Regions from separate parts of the Homo sapiens genome. Here region 1 is linked to region 2. The links are chromatin loops, found by intact Hi-C in ENCODE. Cell type or tissue: heart right ventricle. All regions are shown on one strand. Links, peaks and the distances in the headings refer to the core of each region. The heading gives the core; the rest is flanking DNA. Region 1 overlaps SNHG14 (small nucleolar RNA host gene 14). Region 2 overlaps SNHG14 (small nucleolar RNA host gene 14).

Evidence for each region. A loop is a pair of places that touch in the nucleus more often than their neighbours do. Peaks named below come from ENCODE experiments on the same cell type or tissue, not always from the same donor. Only the 100,000 strongest peaks of a DNase experiment are listed, where the experiment ranks them.
Region 1: a loop joins it to region 2, with 4 times the contacts of the local background. A loop is called at or near these places in 4 of 110 quality-filtered maps.

The regions. Positions count from the first base shown.
Region 1 is chr15:24,929,923-24,938,258 of GRCh38, forward strand. All of the region lies in intron 4 of SNHG14 (small nucleolar RNA host gene 14), which reads left to right. It also overlaps a transcript of SNRPN not described here. Among named protein-coding and RNA genes, the nearest start is that of SNRPN, 21 kb to the right of the region's middle. In heart right ventricle, for the core only: no CTCF peak of the experiment used is centred there; no DNase peak of the experiment used is centred there; H3K27ac peaks cover 1,942 bases.
Region 2 is chr15:24,871,267-24,879,602 of GRCh38, forward strand. The region is part of intron 2 of SNHG14 (small nucleolar RNA host gene 14); the gene reads left to right. It also overlaps a transcript of SNRPN not described here. Among named protein-coding and RNA genes, the nearest start is that of SNHG14, 52 kb to the left of the region's middle. In heart right ventricle, for the core only: no CTCF peak of the experiment used is centred there; no DNase peak of the experiment used is centred there; H3K4me3 peaks cover 959 bases.

The DNA.
Region 1 (8,336 bases), core at 145-8,144, 59 kb after region 2:
CACACCTATAATCCCAGCACTTTGGGAGGCCAAGGCGGGTGGATCACGAGGTCAGGAGATCAAGACCCTCCTGGCTAACGCGGTGAAACCCTGTCTCCACCAAAAATACAAAAAATTCTCTGGGCGTGGTGGCAGGTGCCTGTAGTGACAGGGCGAGCTTGCAGTGAGCCGAGATTGTGCCACTGCACTCCAGCCTGGGTGACAGAGCGAGACTCCATCTCAAAAATAAATAAATAAAAATAATAAATTTTTTTCTAGATAAAAAATATAAAAATTACACCACAGTCCAAAAAAAAAAAAAAAAAAACTGTTCAAGACTGATCTTTCATAGTGATTGGGTCTATGAGTAAATGTTAAATAGATGATTTATTAGGTTTCTTTTTATTTCAATGATGAGATGGAGAAATATATTATTTTACATGAGGGCAAAAAATATTTTATGCATAGATATTTTTTATTTTGCCTATGTCCTTAAATTCTCAGAATATAGATTATTGCCTTCAGAAATCTGTCTAGGTTCACCTATACCTTATTAGAACTCAGCTTTGCTGGCTGTGGTACACCTGTAATCCCAGCACTTTGGGAGACTGAGAAGGGAGGATCACCTGAGCTCAGGAATTTGAGACCGGCCTGGGAAACATAGGGAAACCCTGTCTCTACAAAAATACAAAAAAAAAAAAAAAAAAAGTCTGGGTGCAGTGGCTCACGCCTGTAATCCCAGTAAATCCCAGTACTTTGGGAGGCCGGGCCGGGTGGATCCCGAGGTCAGGAGTTCAAGACCAGACTGGCCAACATGGTGAAACCCCGTCTCTACTAAAAATAAAAAATTAGCAGGGCATGGTGGTGAGCATCTGTAAGCCCAGCTACTCGGGAGGCTGAGGCAGGAGAATTGCTTGAACCTGGGAGGTGGAGGTTGCAGCGAGCCAAGATTGTGCCACTGTACTCCAGCTTGGGCGACAAAGCAAGAGTCTGTCTCAGAAAAAAAAAAAAAAAATTAGCCAGGCATGGTGGTGCACACCTGTAGTCCCAGCTACTCAAGAGGCTGAGGTGGGGAGCCCTAGTGGGTGCAGTGAGCCAAGATCACACCACTGCACTCCAGCCTGGGCGACAGAGTGAGACTCTGTCTCAAAAAACAAAAAAGTGAGCTTTAATAAATTCTATAAAACTTTTTTCTAGTTGAGAGTACGTTACTACAAGCTAACTTTTAAAAAAGTCATATTATTTGATTACTAGGAACTTTGCAATTAGTTTTGCTTCTTCTGGTTTTTATTTTTGCCTGGCACAACATTTCCTTCCTTGGCCCCTGTCTGTATTAATAATGCTGCCAGGATATACTGAATGATTTTATTCCAGTTTTTTCTACCTTAATTATGTTAAAGAAAAACAAAAGCTGGGTATTAGTTATAGTGGTAAGGACACATTTTAATCACTAATAACTATTGTAATCGTGAAGAAAGTCCAGCATGAACTGAACTCAACTTTGGTGTGTACAGAGGTGACTGGGTATTTTAAAGGAAGAATGAAGCTGGGTGTCTACTGGACACTGGAATGAAGCTACTGCAGAGGCTGAGGCAGAAGGATTGCTTGAGCCAGGGGTTTGAGACCAGCCTGGGCAATACATCAAGACCTAGGCTGGGCGGGGTGCCACACGCTTGTAATCCTACACTTTGGGAGGTGGAGGGGCGGGGGGTGAATGGCTTGAGTTCTGGAGTTCGAGACCAGCCTGGGCAACATCGTGAAACACTGTCTCTACAAAAATACAAAAATTAGCAGGGAATGGTGGCACATGGCTGTAGTCCCAGCTACTCAGGGGGCTGAGGTGGGAGAATCCCTTGAACTTGAGGAGACAGAGGTTGCAGTGAGCCAAGATCTCACCACTTTACTGTAGCCTGGGTGACAGAGTGAGAACCTGTCTCAAAAAAAAAAAAAAAAAAAAAAAAAAAAAAGACTTTGCTTCACCCACAAAGGGAAAATCAGGGAATAGGAGGGAGTTGAGTTGTGGGGTAGGGTATGCTCAGTTGAGTCAGAGAAGTAAAAATTTACCAAAAGTGGTGGTTCCATGTAAAACCTACCTGGGATTGCTAACTGGTGCTGTTTGAAGTTAGACTATGACCCTCGCACAGAGGCCAGGAGACAGGGGCCCTATCTTCTGCTGTTGGCTGGAACAAAGAGTAAATTCATTTGGGAGGCTTCACTTTTTTCAGGCAGGCTATTTAAGGGGGATACAGTCAACCAGGGGATATGGCCTTGAGATGCTAGAATCTATGTTAGTATTTTGTTCAAATATTTATAGGCCAGGGTTAAGACTGACTTTGTTTCTTTGTTTTTTGAGATGGAGTTTTGCTCTTGTTGCCCAGGCTGAAGTGCAATGGTGCGATCTTGGCTCACTGCACCCTCCGCCTCCTGGGTTCAAGTGATTCTCCTGCCTCAGCCTCCCGAGGAGCTGGCATTACAGGTGCTCGCCACCACGACTGGCCAATTTTTGTACTTTAGTAGAAACGGGGTTTCACCATGATGTCCAGGCTGGTCTTGAACTCCTGACCTCAGGTGATCCGCCTGCCTCAGCCTCCTGAAGTGCTGGGATTCCAGGCATGAGCCACTGTGCCCAGCGTAAGACCTAGTTGAGAAGGCAGCTCAGAGGAACCTGGCTAGAGTTTGGTCAAGAAGACTATCTCTGTCAATCATAATGTGTATTCCACCAATAAGAGTCATTGAGTCTGTAAATGTTTTTTTTTTTTTCCTTTGAGACAGAGTTTCACTCTTGTTGCCCAGGCTGGAGTGCAATGACACAATCTCGGCTCACTGCAACCTTGGCCTCTCAGGTTCAAGTGGTTCTCTTGCCTCAGCCTCCAAAGTAGCTGGGATTACAGGCATGTGCCGCCACACCCAGCTAATTTTGTATTTTTAGTAGAGATGGGGTTTCACGATGTTGGTTAGGCTGGTCTGGAACTCCTGACCTCAGGTGACCCACCTGCCGCAGCCTCCCAAAGTGCTGGGATTACAGGCGTGAGCCCCCATGCCTGGCCAAGTCTGTAATCTTGATTGAAAGTTTACTTTTGACTGGGCATGGAGCTCATGCATGTAATCCCAGCGCTTTGGGAGGCTGGGGCAGGAGGATTACTTGAGTCCAGGAGTTTGAGACCAGCCTGGGCAACACAGGGAGACCTCTTCTCTACAAAAAATAAAATTAGCCGGGCTTGGAGGTGCGTGCTGATAGTCCTAGCTACTTGACAGACTGAAGTGTGAGGATCACTTGAGCCTGGGAAGTTGAGGCTGCAGTTAGCCAAGATCCATGCCACTGTGCTCTAGCCTGGGCGACAGAATGAGACCCTGTCTCAAAAAAACAAAAAGAAAAGAAAAGTTGACTTTTTGCCAGCTGTTAGGAAAACATCTGTGGCTCTGGAGGGCGGCTGGTTTAAAGAAAAAAAAAAACAATCAGACATACCTGATATCTACAAGAGGATAATGAGCTTAGTATGGTGTGTGTAGGAGCCTAGAGGAGAGAGGCTGGGAGGGGATTCTTGGGGAAAACGGTGGTTGAGTTGGGGTTCAGAGGCAAGCCCCTAGGTCTTAGGCTGGGCACGGTGGCTCATGCCTGTAATCCCAGCACTTCAGGATGCTGAGGTGGGCGGATCACCTGAGGTCAGGAGTTCGAGACCAGGCTGGACATCATGATGAAACCCTGTTTCTACTAAAAATAGAGGAGAATTTGATGGCCATTCACAGTCAAGGGAACTGAACACATCAAAGGGATTGCCAGAAGGGCAGAAGTCCTGACTTACAGGTATAAGGAGAAACAGAAGAGGAGACAAGGTGTGGGGTCTACCAGGTGGGCAGGCCCATTGAGTAGAGGGTACATGGCATTCATTGAAGGATTTTCATCAAGGCAGTCTTCTGGTAAGATACGGGGAAGTCCACAGGCTAATTGGAAAACAGAAAGAATGAGATCATGGAGACAAATTTAGGGACTGACTCCGTCTGTATTAATTTATACCAGGGGTCAGCCAAGTGCAACCTGTGGCTAAATTTGGACTGCTATGCATACATGTATGGCTTGTGAGCTAACAAAGTTTTTTATGGTTTTAAATACTTGAGCCAGGTGCGGTGGCTCACACCTGTAATCCCATCACTTTGGGAGGCCGAGGCGGGCGAATCACCTGAGTTTGGGAGTTCGAGACCAGCCTGGCCAACATGGTGAAACCCCGTCTCTATTAAAAATACAAAAATTAGCTGGGTGTGGTGGTGCATGCCTGTAGTCCCAGCTACTCAGGAGGCTGAGGCAGGAGAATCATTTGAACCTGGGAGGCGGAGGTTGCAGTGAGCCGAGATCATGCCATTGCACTCTAGCCTGGGCAACAGAGTGAGACTCTGTCTCAAAAAATAAAATAAATAAATACTTGAAAAAAGCAAAAGAATAGCATTTAATAAAAATTATATAAGATTCAAATTTCACGGTCCATAAGTGAAGTTTTATTGGAATACACTCATGCCCACTTGTTTACATATTGTCTGTGACTGCTTTCACACTTCACACTACAAAGGTTGAGTAGTTGTGAGTGATCGTCCTCAAAGCCTAAAATATTTACTCTCTGGCTCTCCTCTCTACAGAAAAAGGCTGCTGATCTCTGCCTGATTCATTGATTGATTATTATTTGAAATGGGGTTTCACTCTGTCATCCAGGCTATAAAGCAGTGGCGTCATCTCAGCTCACTGCAACCTCCACCCGCCGGGCTCAAGCAATCCTATCTCAGCCTTCTGAGTAGCTGGAAGCAGAGGCGTGTGCCTCCGCTCCCAGCTAATCTTTTGTATTTTTGGTAGAGACGGGGTTTCACCATATTTCCCAGGCTGGTCTTAAACTCCTGAGCTCAAGTGATCTGCCTGCCTCAGCCTCCCAAAGTGCTGGGATTATAGGCATGAGCCACCGTGCTTGGCTGACCTCTGATTTATATGGCCAGATGGGGGCAGGTACTCAGTTGCTTGTGCATATTTTGTTGGGAGATCACAAGTTAGCAAGATAAAAGTGCTTTCATCACAGAGGTTTCAGTCTAGTAGAAGTTAAATTTTTGTGCCGGGTTCAGTGGCTCACACCTGTAATCACAGCACTTTGGGAGGCCGTTGCAGGCCGGTTGCCTGACCTCAGGAGTTCGAGACCAGCCTGGGCAACACAGTCAAACCCCATCTCTACTAAAATACAAAAATCTAGCTGGGCATGGCAGCATGCCCGTATAGTCCCAGCTACTCGTGAGGCTGAGGCAGGAGAATTGCCTGAACCCGGGAGGTTGAGGTTGCAGTGAGCCGAGATCATGCCGCTACACTCCAGCATGGGCAACAGAGCGAGACTTTGTCTCCAAAAAAAAAAAAGTTCGATTTTTGTTTAATAGGTGAGATCATATGAAACATAAATATAAGTACTGATGTAGGGATTGTGCTTTGTGAATGGGTCTCTGCCTGCAAAACATTCCTGAGAAGCTTTCTGAAGGGTTCAAGCTGAGAACAGAAGGATGGAGAAAGAGATTCTGTAAGTTAGGAGGCAAGAATCTGAGCTAAGATTTGGATGTGACAGGACCATGAGTGGATAGGGAATGTTTTGTTTCTTGAGTGGGAAGTGGGAAGCATTTTGGGAACAAGGTAAGGAAGAGAGAGGAGGCTGCAGTGTTTTTAAGGAGTCCTGCCCACGCCAAGAAGTCTGGACTGGAGGTCATTTGCTTTAAACATGTCATCTCAAGCATGTGTGATCTATTTGGAGCAAATATAATCAAGGGAAGTTTTAAACAGGAGAGTTTTCAGAGCAGTGGAGTCTGAAAAGTTGCCCTAAAATAAGGTTGAGCATAAGAAAGTCCTTCTTGCTTCTGGAAAAAGTGGACTATGGGTGCTCACTCTTTGGGGCCAGACAGAGAAGAATTAAAAATCATGGGCTGGGTGCGGTGGCTCACCCCTGTAATCCCAGTACTTTGGGAGGCCAAGGTGGGTGGATCACGAGGTCAGTTCAAGACCAGCCTGGCCAACATAGTGAAAACCACGTCTCTACTAAAAATACAAAAATTAGCTGGGCATGGTAGCGCATGCCTGAAGTCCCAGCTACTTGAGAGGCTGAGGCAGGAGAATCACTTGAACCCAGGAGGCGGAGGTTGTGGTAAGCCGAGATCATGCCACTGCACTCCCGCCTGGGCAACAGAGCAAGACTCTGTCTCAAAAAAAAAAAAAAATTGTGTTATTTCTCCCTTTTGCACCTAATCTCCCACTGAAGATGACTGCAACTTTCCTGTGAATTCTGAACCTGCTGCCAAAAGATACTTCTTTATATTCCATGATTTTGTGTAAAACTTTGTGGTGAGAATTAGAGAAAGCTTAATTTGCTGCTTGGCATCCAGAATTAGGAGGCCAAGTTAGGCTCCCATGTTAATTTTCAGAAAGCCCATGTTCCTGATATCTGGTAGGGATGGCGGTGCTGAACTGTGAAGGTGTTGGAAACCAGAATTTTGGCAGAAACGGAGTCAGATTTGAACATGGTACAAATTTGGACCAAGGGCCTAGTGATAGTTAGGTCAGGAAATTGGGGACTGTATTGGTCCATTCCTGCACTGCTATAAAGAACTACCCGAGCCTGGGTAATTTATAAAGAAAAGAGGTTTAATTGGCTAATGGTTCTGAAGGCTCTAAAGGAATCATGGCTGGGGAGTCCCTAAGAAACTTGCATCATGGCAGAAGGCAGAGGGGAGTCAGGCACATCTTTACATGGCAGAAGCAGGAGAGAGAGAGCAAGGGGAGGAGGTTCCACACACTTTCAGACAACCAGATCTTGTGATATATCACAAGAAGAGCACCAAAGGGGAAATCCACCCCTGTGATCTAGTCACATCCCACCAGGCCCCACGTCCAACATTGGGGATTACAATTTGACATGAAATTTGGATGGGGGCACAGACTCAAACCACATCAGGGACCAAAGAAATATTTTACTTATTTTCAGTTATCAATGGAATTTACTGCTGATGAGAAATAAATGTATCTTGCCAGTAACTTATAAAGTAATAAAACCGGCCAGGTGCGATGGCTCACGTGTGTAATCCCAGCACTTTGGGAGGCTGAGGTAGGTGGATCATGAGGTCAGGAGATCGAGACAATCCTGGCCAACGTGGTGAAACTCTCTCTACTAAACATACAAAAATTAGCTGGGCATGGTGGTGCGTGCCTCTAATTCCAGCTACTTGGGAGGCTGAGGCAGGAGAATCACTTGAACCAGGGAGCCGGAGATTGCAGCAAGACGAGATCATGCCACACCACTCCAGCCTGGCGACAGAGCGAGACTCCGTCTAAAACAAACAAACAAACAAAAAAATCAAAACAATTTCCCTAGAAATGTATAATTATTGACACTTTTTAGTATTTAAAAAATTTTCAGTGATACCCTGTATTTACAAAACAAAACAAAACAAAAAAAACGAAAAAGCAAGACAAAAACAAAACAGGCATGGTGATGTGCACCTGTAGTCCCAGCTACTCAGGAGGCTGAGGTGGGAGGACTGCTTGAGCCTAAGAGTTCAAGCCATGATCTCACCACTGTACTCTAGCCTGGATGACAGAGCAAGACTGTCTCTAAAAATTTTTTTAATTAAAAAAAAATTTCATCTTGACTTGCTTTTCATGTGAATCTAGTGTATTTGCTACTTTTTGATAATGCTTTGCACTTTTTAAATTGTAAAAACATTACATAAAATTTTCATCTTACCCGTTTCAGGGGCACTAAGTGCATTCACATTGATGTGCAACCATCACCACTGTCTAGCTCTAGAACTTTTTGTCTTACAAAACTGAAAATTGCCCATTAAATAATAACTCCGTTTCCTCCTCCCCACACCCCATCCCCTGGCAACCACCATTCTACTTCCTGTCTCCATGACATTTGATTAGTCTGGATATCTCGTATAAATGGAATCATACAGTATTTGTCCTTTTGTGACAGGCTTATTTCATTCTGTGTAGTGTTTCCAAAATTCATCCATGTTGTAGCATGCATCAGAATGTACTTCCTTTTTGAGGTTGAATGATACTCCATTGCATGTATGCATTACATTTTATTTATTAATCCATCAGTGGATGTTTAGGTTGCTTCTGCCTTTTGGGTAATGCAAATAATGCTGCTATGAACATGGGTGTGCAGATACCTCTTTGAGTTTCTGCTTCTAATTCGTTTTTTTTTTTTTTGAGCTGGAGCCTTGCTCTTTCGCCCAGGCTGGAGTCCAGTGCCACGCCATGATCTCGGCTCACTGCAACCTCCACCTCCCAGGTTCAAGCGATTTTCGCTTGATTCTCCTGCCTCAGCCTCTCAAGTAGC
Region 2 (8,336 bases), core at 254-8,253:
ATATGATGTAGCGACCATGCAGGAAGTTTTTATTACCCTAAAGAAATTCCATCTACTTCACCTATTTCACTGTCCTCCTTGGAGAGTCCCTAGTTAGCATTAATCTGTTTACTATCTCTATTATTTTACCTTTCCCAGGGTGTCATATACATGGAATTGCACAGTCTGTCATCTTTTCAAACTGGCTTCCTTAACTTAAAAATATGCCTTTAATTTTATGAAGTATATCTTACGGTGATTTAGATTTGCATTGCTGAAGGACTAATGATGTCAATCATCTTTTTATGTGCCCTTTGGGGATACATATTCTTTGAAGAAATGTCTATTTATACAATTTACCCATTTTTAGTTGGTATTTGTCTTTTATTTTTTGAGATGTGACAATCTTTTATATATTCTGAACAGTAGACCCTCATTACCTATATGACTAGCAAATATTTTGTCTCTTTTTTTTTTGAGACAAAGTCTCGCTCTGTTGCCCAGGCTAGAGTGCAGTGGTGCAATCTTGGCTCACTGCAAGCTCCGCCTCCCCGGTTCACACCATTCTCCTGCCTCAGCCTCCCAAGCAGCTGGGACTACAGGCGCCCACCACCACGCCTGGCTAATTTTTTTGTACTTTTAGCAGAGACGGGGTTTCACCATGTTAGCCAGGATGGTCTCGATCTCCTGACTTCATGATTCGCCCACCTCAGCCTCCCAAAGTGCTAGGATTACAGGCGTAAGCCACCACGCCCGGCCTTTTGTCCTCTTTTTAGGGTTGTTTTATACTTCTTGATAGTATATGTTGAATGACAAACATTTTAAAAAATAGATGAATTTATCTATTTTTGCTTCTGTTACTTGTGTTTTTTGTGTTATATCTTAGAAACCATTAATTTCAGACCATGAAGATACATTTTTAAAATAACTTTTTTTTTGAGACATGAGTATCACTTTTGTTGCCCAGGTTGGAGTGCAGTGGCACAATCTCAGCTCACTGCAACCTCTGCCTCCTGGGTTCAAGTGATTCTCCTGCCTCAGCCTCCCAAGAGGCTAGGATTACAGGTGCCTGCCACCACACTAGGCTAATTTTGTATTTTTAGTAGAGACAGGGTTTCACCATTTTGGCCAGGCTGGTCTCAAACTCCTGACCTCAGATGATCCACCCACCTACCATACCCAGTCAAAAATACATTTTTTTTTGGAAAATATAGTTTAGGCTGGGCGCAGTGGCTCACGCCTGTAATCCCAGCACTGTGGGAGGCCAAGGCGGGCGGATCACCTGAGGTTGGGAGTTCGAGACCAGCCTGACCAACATGGAGAAACCCCGTCTCTACTAACAATAAAAAAATTAGCTGAGTGTGATGAAACATGCCTGTAATCCCACCTACTTGGCAGGCTGAGACAGCAGAATCGCTTGAACCTGGGAAGCAGAGGTTGTGGTGAGCTGAGATCCCACCATTACACTCCAGCCTGGGCAATAAGAGTGAAACTCCGTCTCGAAAAAAAAAAAAAAAAAAAAAGCTGGGTGCGGTGGCTTACGCCTGTAATCCCAGCACTTTGTGAGGCTGAGGCGGGCGGATCACACTGCACTCCAGCCTGGGTGACAGAGCGAGACTCCGTCTCAAAAAAAAAAAAAAAAAAAAAAAAATAGTTTTCCTCATTGAATTGCCTTGGCAACTTTTGCAATCCATAGACCATAAATGTCAGGGTTAATCTTTGGACAGTCACTTATATTCCATTGACCTATATCACTGTCCTTATGCCAGTACCACAATGTCCTCATTACTATCACTTTATATTGTTTAGAAATCCCATAATCCAACTTTGTTCTGCTTCTCATTACCAGTGTGGTTCTTTTAGATCTCATGAATTTCCATATGAATTTTAGAATCAGCTTACCAATTACTCCCGCCTTGCCCGCAAAAAAAAAGCAACAGGGATTCCCATAGCACAACGACATCACTCTGCTGGACAGCAAGAGGGTGTGTTCAGGAACCATACCTAGTCTACAAAGCCATGGGACTACATACCACAGTCCCAGGGACAACCACAAAATCAAGACTCTTCTTTTGTTTTTGTTTCTTTTTTTTTTTTTTGAAACGGAGTATTGCTCAGTCACCCAGGCTGGAGTGCAATGGCACGATCCCGACTCACTGCAACCTCTGCCTCCTGGGTTCAAGCAATTCTCCTGCAAATATTTTGTCTCTCTTTTTTTTTGAGACAAAGTCTCGCTCTGTTGCCCAGGCTAGAGTGCAGTGGTGCAATCTTGGCTCACTGCAAGCTCCGCCTCCCCGGTTCACACCATTCTCCTGCCTCAGCCTCCCAAGCAGCTGGGACCACAAGTGCCCACCACCACGCCTGCCTAATTTTTTGTATTTTTAGTAGAGACGGGGTTTCACCGTGTTAGCCAGGATGGTCTCGATCTCCTGACCTCGTGATCCACCTGCCTCGGCCTCTCAAAGTGCTGGGATTACAGACGTGAGCCACCGTGCCTGGCCAACTCTTCTTTTTATGGTCTGAAATCACGGAGTATATTCTCTACATCTCATTCCTACCTTCAATGAGGAAATTAGTTCCTGGGATCTGATGACCTGGAGTGAGAGATGCAGCTGATCTAGACCACATTTCTCACTTCTGAGATCAGAATAGCAAATATGTATGTACTAGTAATTTGGACATTTGCAATTCAAGAAACCTCGCACCTCCCACAGCATACTTCATTCACTCCATGAGAAAAAAACAAACTCACTTAAATATTCATCTTCAGAAAAAAAAAAAAAAGGCTGCCCGCTGCGGTGGCTCACGCCTGTAATCCACTTTGGGAGGCCAAGGCTGGCAGATCACGAGGTCAGGAAATCGAGATTATCCTGGCTAACACAGTGAAACCTCGTCTCTACTAAAAATACAAAAAATTAGCCGGGCGTGGTGGCAGGCGCCTGTAGTCCCAGCTACTTGGGAGGCTGAGGCAGGAGAATGGCATGAACCCGGGAGGTGGAGCTTGCAGTGAGCCAAGATCGCACCACTGCACTCCAGCCTGGGTGACAGAGTGAGACTCTGTCTCAAAAAAAAAAAAAAAAAAAAAAAAGGCAGAGTGGCAGACCAAAAACGAGCCATATGTCAATCTGGAGTAGGAGTGACCAATGTCAGAGTGGAAAATGAGGGCTGATGAGCTTTGGTTCTCAGGCTTTAGAGTAAAGGTGGTAGATGCAAAACTGTCTATCCACCGTGGGTTTATACTGATAAGTGGGCAGTAAATGAAAGAATAGTGTAATCAGCTGATGTTAGAGTGCACCTTTTAACAACGTTCAAGTACAGATGCATCTTAAAATTGACATTGTAAAAACAAAGTTTGCCAGAATCTAGTCATAATATGGCTGTCCTTGTCTGCACATGCATGAACTTGATCTGAAAACCTTTGATTGACGTCTTCTGGTGATATGATCACCATCAAAACTTACAGAGATGCTGTCAGTAGGTTGAATAATCTCATAAATAGGAGAGTAGGACTCTGTCAAGAAATGTGATGTCACCAAAGTTCCTGATTAGCAAAGATGATGACAATGTGGGGTAAATCATGGACAGGGTGTGTTGAAGGTGATTCAGAAGAGTTTGATCTGAGTGACAGGAATTTTAGGAATGCTGTTGTTAGTGTATTCTGCTTATATTTTCCATCTTTGTCATCATAGAAGTGATATAAGACTAATACCTGCATTTATAGTAGTTGAAAGTTTTTTTCAGTAATAATATAAAATTGTAAGTGATAAGATGTATTTGTCCTATAGTCTACGAATTTATTCCTATATTGTGACATAAAATAATGATGCATTTTACAATTGACTCAAATAATAACTATTTCAATTCCTTAGAAAACACTGTATGAGAAAATGCTGACTTCATGTTTAGTATAGATGTGCTATTAGTCTACAGGTTTTAAGTATTATTAGTTCATTCAATTCTCACAACATTTCAAGAGGTAGGCAATATTACCACTCCCAAGTTCCAGTTGTGAATCTGAGCTAAAGCCTTACAGGAAAAGAGTAGAAAAACCTGAGCTTGACTTTGTCTGTCTCCAGAATCTTTGTTTACATCAACTATGTTAGAATATCTTTTCTATGATAAATACATCCTAAGTCTAGTTTCAGAAATTGTGCTTTACACAATAGTCATGAAATTATTTTTCTCAATTTCAATCTAAATGCTACATTAAATCGTTTTTAAGTTCAGGTCAATGAACCATCTGGTGATCATTTTGTATGTAATGTGAGGTCAAAGGTGAGATTTTTATTCCCTCCCCCACCGCAACAGAAGAATATTCAATTTCCTAGAACATTGATAGAAAAATCAATTTTCCCCCCATTGAACTTTAATATGTATGTATAAGAGTTTTCCACTGGGCATGGTAGCTCACACCTGTAATCCCAGCAATTTAAGTGGCTGTGGTGTGAGGACTGCTTGAGCCCAGGAGTTTGAGAAAGGCCTAGGCAACATAGCAAAACACTGTCTCTACAGAAATAAAAATTTTAGGCCGGGTGCGGTAGTTCATGCCTGTAATCCCAGCACTTTGGGAGGCTGAGGCGGGCAGATCACCTGAGGTCAGGTGTTCGAGACCAGCCTGGCCAACATAGTGAAACCCCATCTCTACCAAAAATACAAAAACTAGCCAGACATGGTGGCACATGCCTGCAGTCCTAGCTACTCGGGAGGCTGAGGCAGGAGAATCGCTTGAACCTGGCAAGTGGAGGTTGCAGTGAGCCGAGACTGTGCCACTGCACTCCAGCTTGGGCAGCAGAGTGATACTTTGTCTCAAAAAAAAAAGAAAAAAAACAAAAAAAATAAAAATTTTAAAAATAAGGAGTGTTCAACACTCTTTCTACTTGCTAACACTTATGCAGGTTCAAATCTTGCCTTTTAATATTTGTTTTTAATTTGTCTTGCAGACTAATGTCTTTATCACTTGTGTACATTTTTTTTCCTTTGGCCACATAAGTATCATCTACAACCCAAAATACATTTCTCCTTTATTTAAAGCACAAGTCAAGCAGACGTTCAACAAATAGGCAATAAAAATCAGATTAAAGATACTGTAGGTCCAGGAGCTGTGGCTCATGCCTTTAATCTCAACACTTTGGGAAGCTGAGATGGTGGATCACCTGAGGTCAGGAGTTTGAGACCAGCCTGGCCAACATGGTGAAACGTCTTCTCTGCTAAAAATACAAAAATTAGCTGAGTGTGGTGGCGTGCGCCTGTAATCCAAGCTACTCAGGAGGCCGAGGCAGGAGAATCGCTTGAGCCCAGGAGGCAGAGGTTGCAGTGAGCTGAGATTGCTCCACTGCGCTCCAGCCTGGGCCACAGAGCGAGACTCCATCTCAAAAAAAAAAAAAAAAAAGATGCTGTAGTAGGAAATGTGCATTACTCTGTTGAAATCCACAAAATGCATGAGCATACAACCCAAATTTAAGTGGTAATTGAAGGTTTCCTCGAAGAGGCAGTTTGTGATTGAATAGATGAAGAATAAGCAGCTGAAAACCATGTAAATTAGAACTAATAAATAACAAAGGATGATTAGTATTGAGGTAGAGAATGGGAATGTATAGAATGCAAAAAAAATTGAGACATCGCAAGGAGAGCAGCAATTTCAGTACACTTGAAGGAAGCTAGAAATATATACCAGGGCTAGATTTTTAAGATATTTAATGCCGTGTCAATGTGTTGGTATTTTATAATTTTCTGTAGTTCCAGACATTAGCTAGGGTGTGCTCACTTAGGAACACAGCTGTTGAAATTGTAAAATGAGAATTTGGGTCTCATACATTTGAAGAAAAAAATATATGGGGTTTAGGTTCAGATTCTGTACAGACAAAGGAAAAGTATGGGTGGGGAAAATGTGAGACAGCCTGAGGTCCAGGAAAAATGGCCACAGAAAATTTTCGTATTTTCAGATAAAATCTACTCTTCAAGTTAGACCTCCCTACGAAAGATGCTAGTTCAATAATGAATTCTCCACCTGGAAAAGGACATTTCAGCTCCAAGTCCAGGTTGCTTTCATGCCTTAAAGTCACCTTATTTGTATTTCAGAAGCACGTGCTACACTAGCTTTAGGGAATGAAGAACCATGTGCTGACAGTGCCATCTAGCATCAACAGAAACAGGAACCAATGGCAACCTAAATAAGTACAGAAAAAAAGGTGGGGTCCAGGAACCAAGAATGACTGCTGATTTGAGCAGGATTTTTACAATTTGTTTTAAAACTTAAACATAATGCATAGATGCTGTGGAATTAAAAAATGCAACCTAGGCCGGGCGCGGTGGCTGACGCCTGTAATCCCAGCACTTTGGGAGGCCAAGGCCGGCGGATCACCTGAGGTCAGGAGTTCAAGACCAGCCTGGCCAATATGGTGAAACATCTCTACAAAACACACACACACACACACACACACACACACACACAAACACACTAGCCGGGCGCAGTGGCGCGCGCCTGTAATCCCAGCTACTCGGGAGGTTGGGGCAGGAGAATCGCTTGAACCCGGGAGGAGGATGTTGTGGTAAGCCAAGATCGGGCCACTGCCTGGCGACAGAGCGAAACTCCGTCTAAAAAAGAAAAAAAATGCAATCTAATAATGTCCAGCAACGATACAGGGAAGCCTGGCCCATGCTCACTTTTCCAGTCACCTGCTCTTAAGTAGTGCACGGGTTAAAGAACGATGTGAGTGCTAGTGGCTGATTCTTTCACTTACAAACATGCATGTACACGATTGTGTTACCATGGACAAACACATAAAATTTGATTGTAAAACTAGTTGACTCTTAACTGTGACACATTAAATCCTTGAGTAAATGAGTGTGTGTTTCCATACATATATTCAGTACCACTACAGTTCACAAAATGAACGGGACTTCTTAGGTTAAAGCCTTGTTAAGTTATTCTTTAAAACGCTTTCCAATCTGATAGAGAGCTCTGGCGTATTCGCTCAAGTTTCCGTGGCGGGTCTAGGGCTCCTGAAGCCCCACGGGTCTCACTGCTACCCACATGGCTATTACCGCAACCACCGCTGCCACGCAGCCCGCAAGAAATGTGCCACCGTTCTGAGCGGCCGACAAACCCGCAGTGCGCTACGGGAAGGTCACCTGACAGTTGGGGAGAACGGCAGCCCGCAGGGGCCGATCTTCGGCGCGCCTGCACAGCGCAGGCGGAATTGGGGCGCCTTTTCTCCTTCCGGTTTCCGTTTCCGTGCGCCCCGAGGGTCTGTTCCGCTTATGGCGCCCGCCGGGAGTCTCCCTTTCTTCGCAAGCGTTAACCTGCGTTTTACTCGTAAAAATTTGCTTTCTAGGCTTCGTATAATTGTTCTGGTCTTGCACTTTATGTGTGCATTAGCCTTGAGTTTGCTTGTTGTTTTCCCATGAAAAATTGTATTGTATTTCTGTAACAGCCCCTCCTCTTGTTACATAAACATTGACCAGTAATTGTATATCCTTCCCTCTCAATATTAACAATTTTATCTTTTTTGCGTTCTTTGAAAAAAACGAAATCCTTTTCAAAAATACTGAACTTGTCATTTTTAAGAAATGAGATACTACTTTAATCATTTCTGTATTGTCCTTAAGATTCTTTATATATTCTTTATTGTTTATCTTTTCCACTAATATACCTTTAATATGAGAGGACTTGTAGAGGCTTCAGGGTCACACTTTCGAAACCCAGAGTTTTAGTATCTCCTTATAGAATATTTGTAATTTAAGAAAAATTATACAAGGTTGAATTTTCAAAAATATATTTTTAAAATATATTTAAAAAAGTATTTTTAAATATAGTCCTCCGGAATGCAAAAGGACAATACTACTTTCAGCTAGTACTTTTTAAGTGATTATTTTCCGCCACGTATTCTTTTGAAATTATGCATTTAGGCCGGGTGCGGTGGCTCACGCCTGTAATCCTAGCACTTTGGGCGGCCGAGGCAGGCAGATTGCCTGAGCTCGGGGGTTCGAGACCAGCCTGGGCAACACGGTGAAACCTCGTCTCTACTAAAATACAAAAGAAATTACCCGGGGGTGGTGGTGTTCGCCTGTAGTCCTAGCTACTCGGGAGGCTGAGGCAGGAGAATTGCTTGAACCTGGGAGGCGGTGGTTGCAGTGAGCCGAGATCCCGCCACTGCACTCTAGCCTGGAGGACAGAGTGCGATTCTGTCTCTACAAAAAAAAAAGAAAGAAAGAAATTATACATTTAATTGAAGCTCAGAAAATATATGTGTGATGTTTTCTATGAAATGAAACATTGTTTAGATGAGAAAATAAATGTAAAATGCATTTGCCTTTTCAAAGCAGCAATTAGTGGCGAAGTGTGAATACAAAACCAG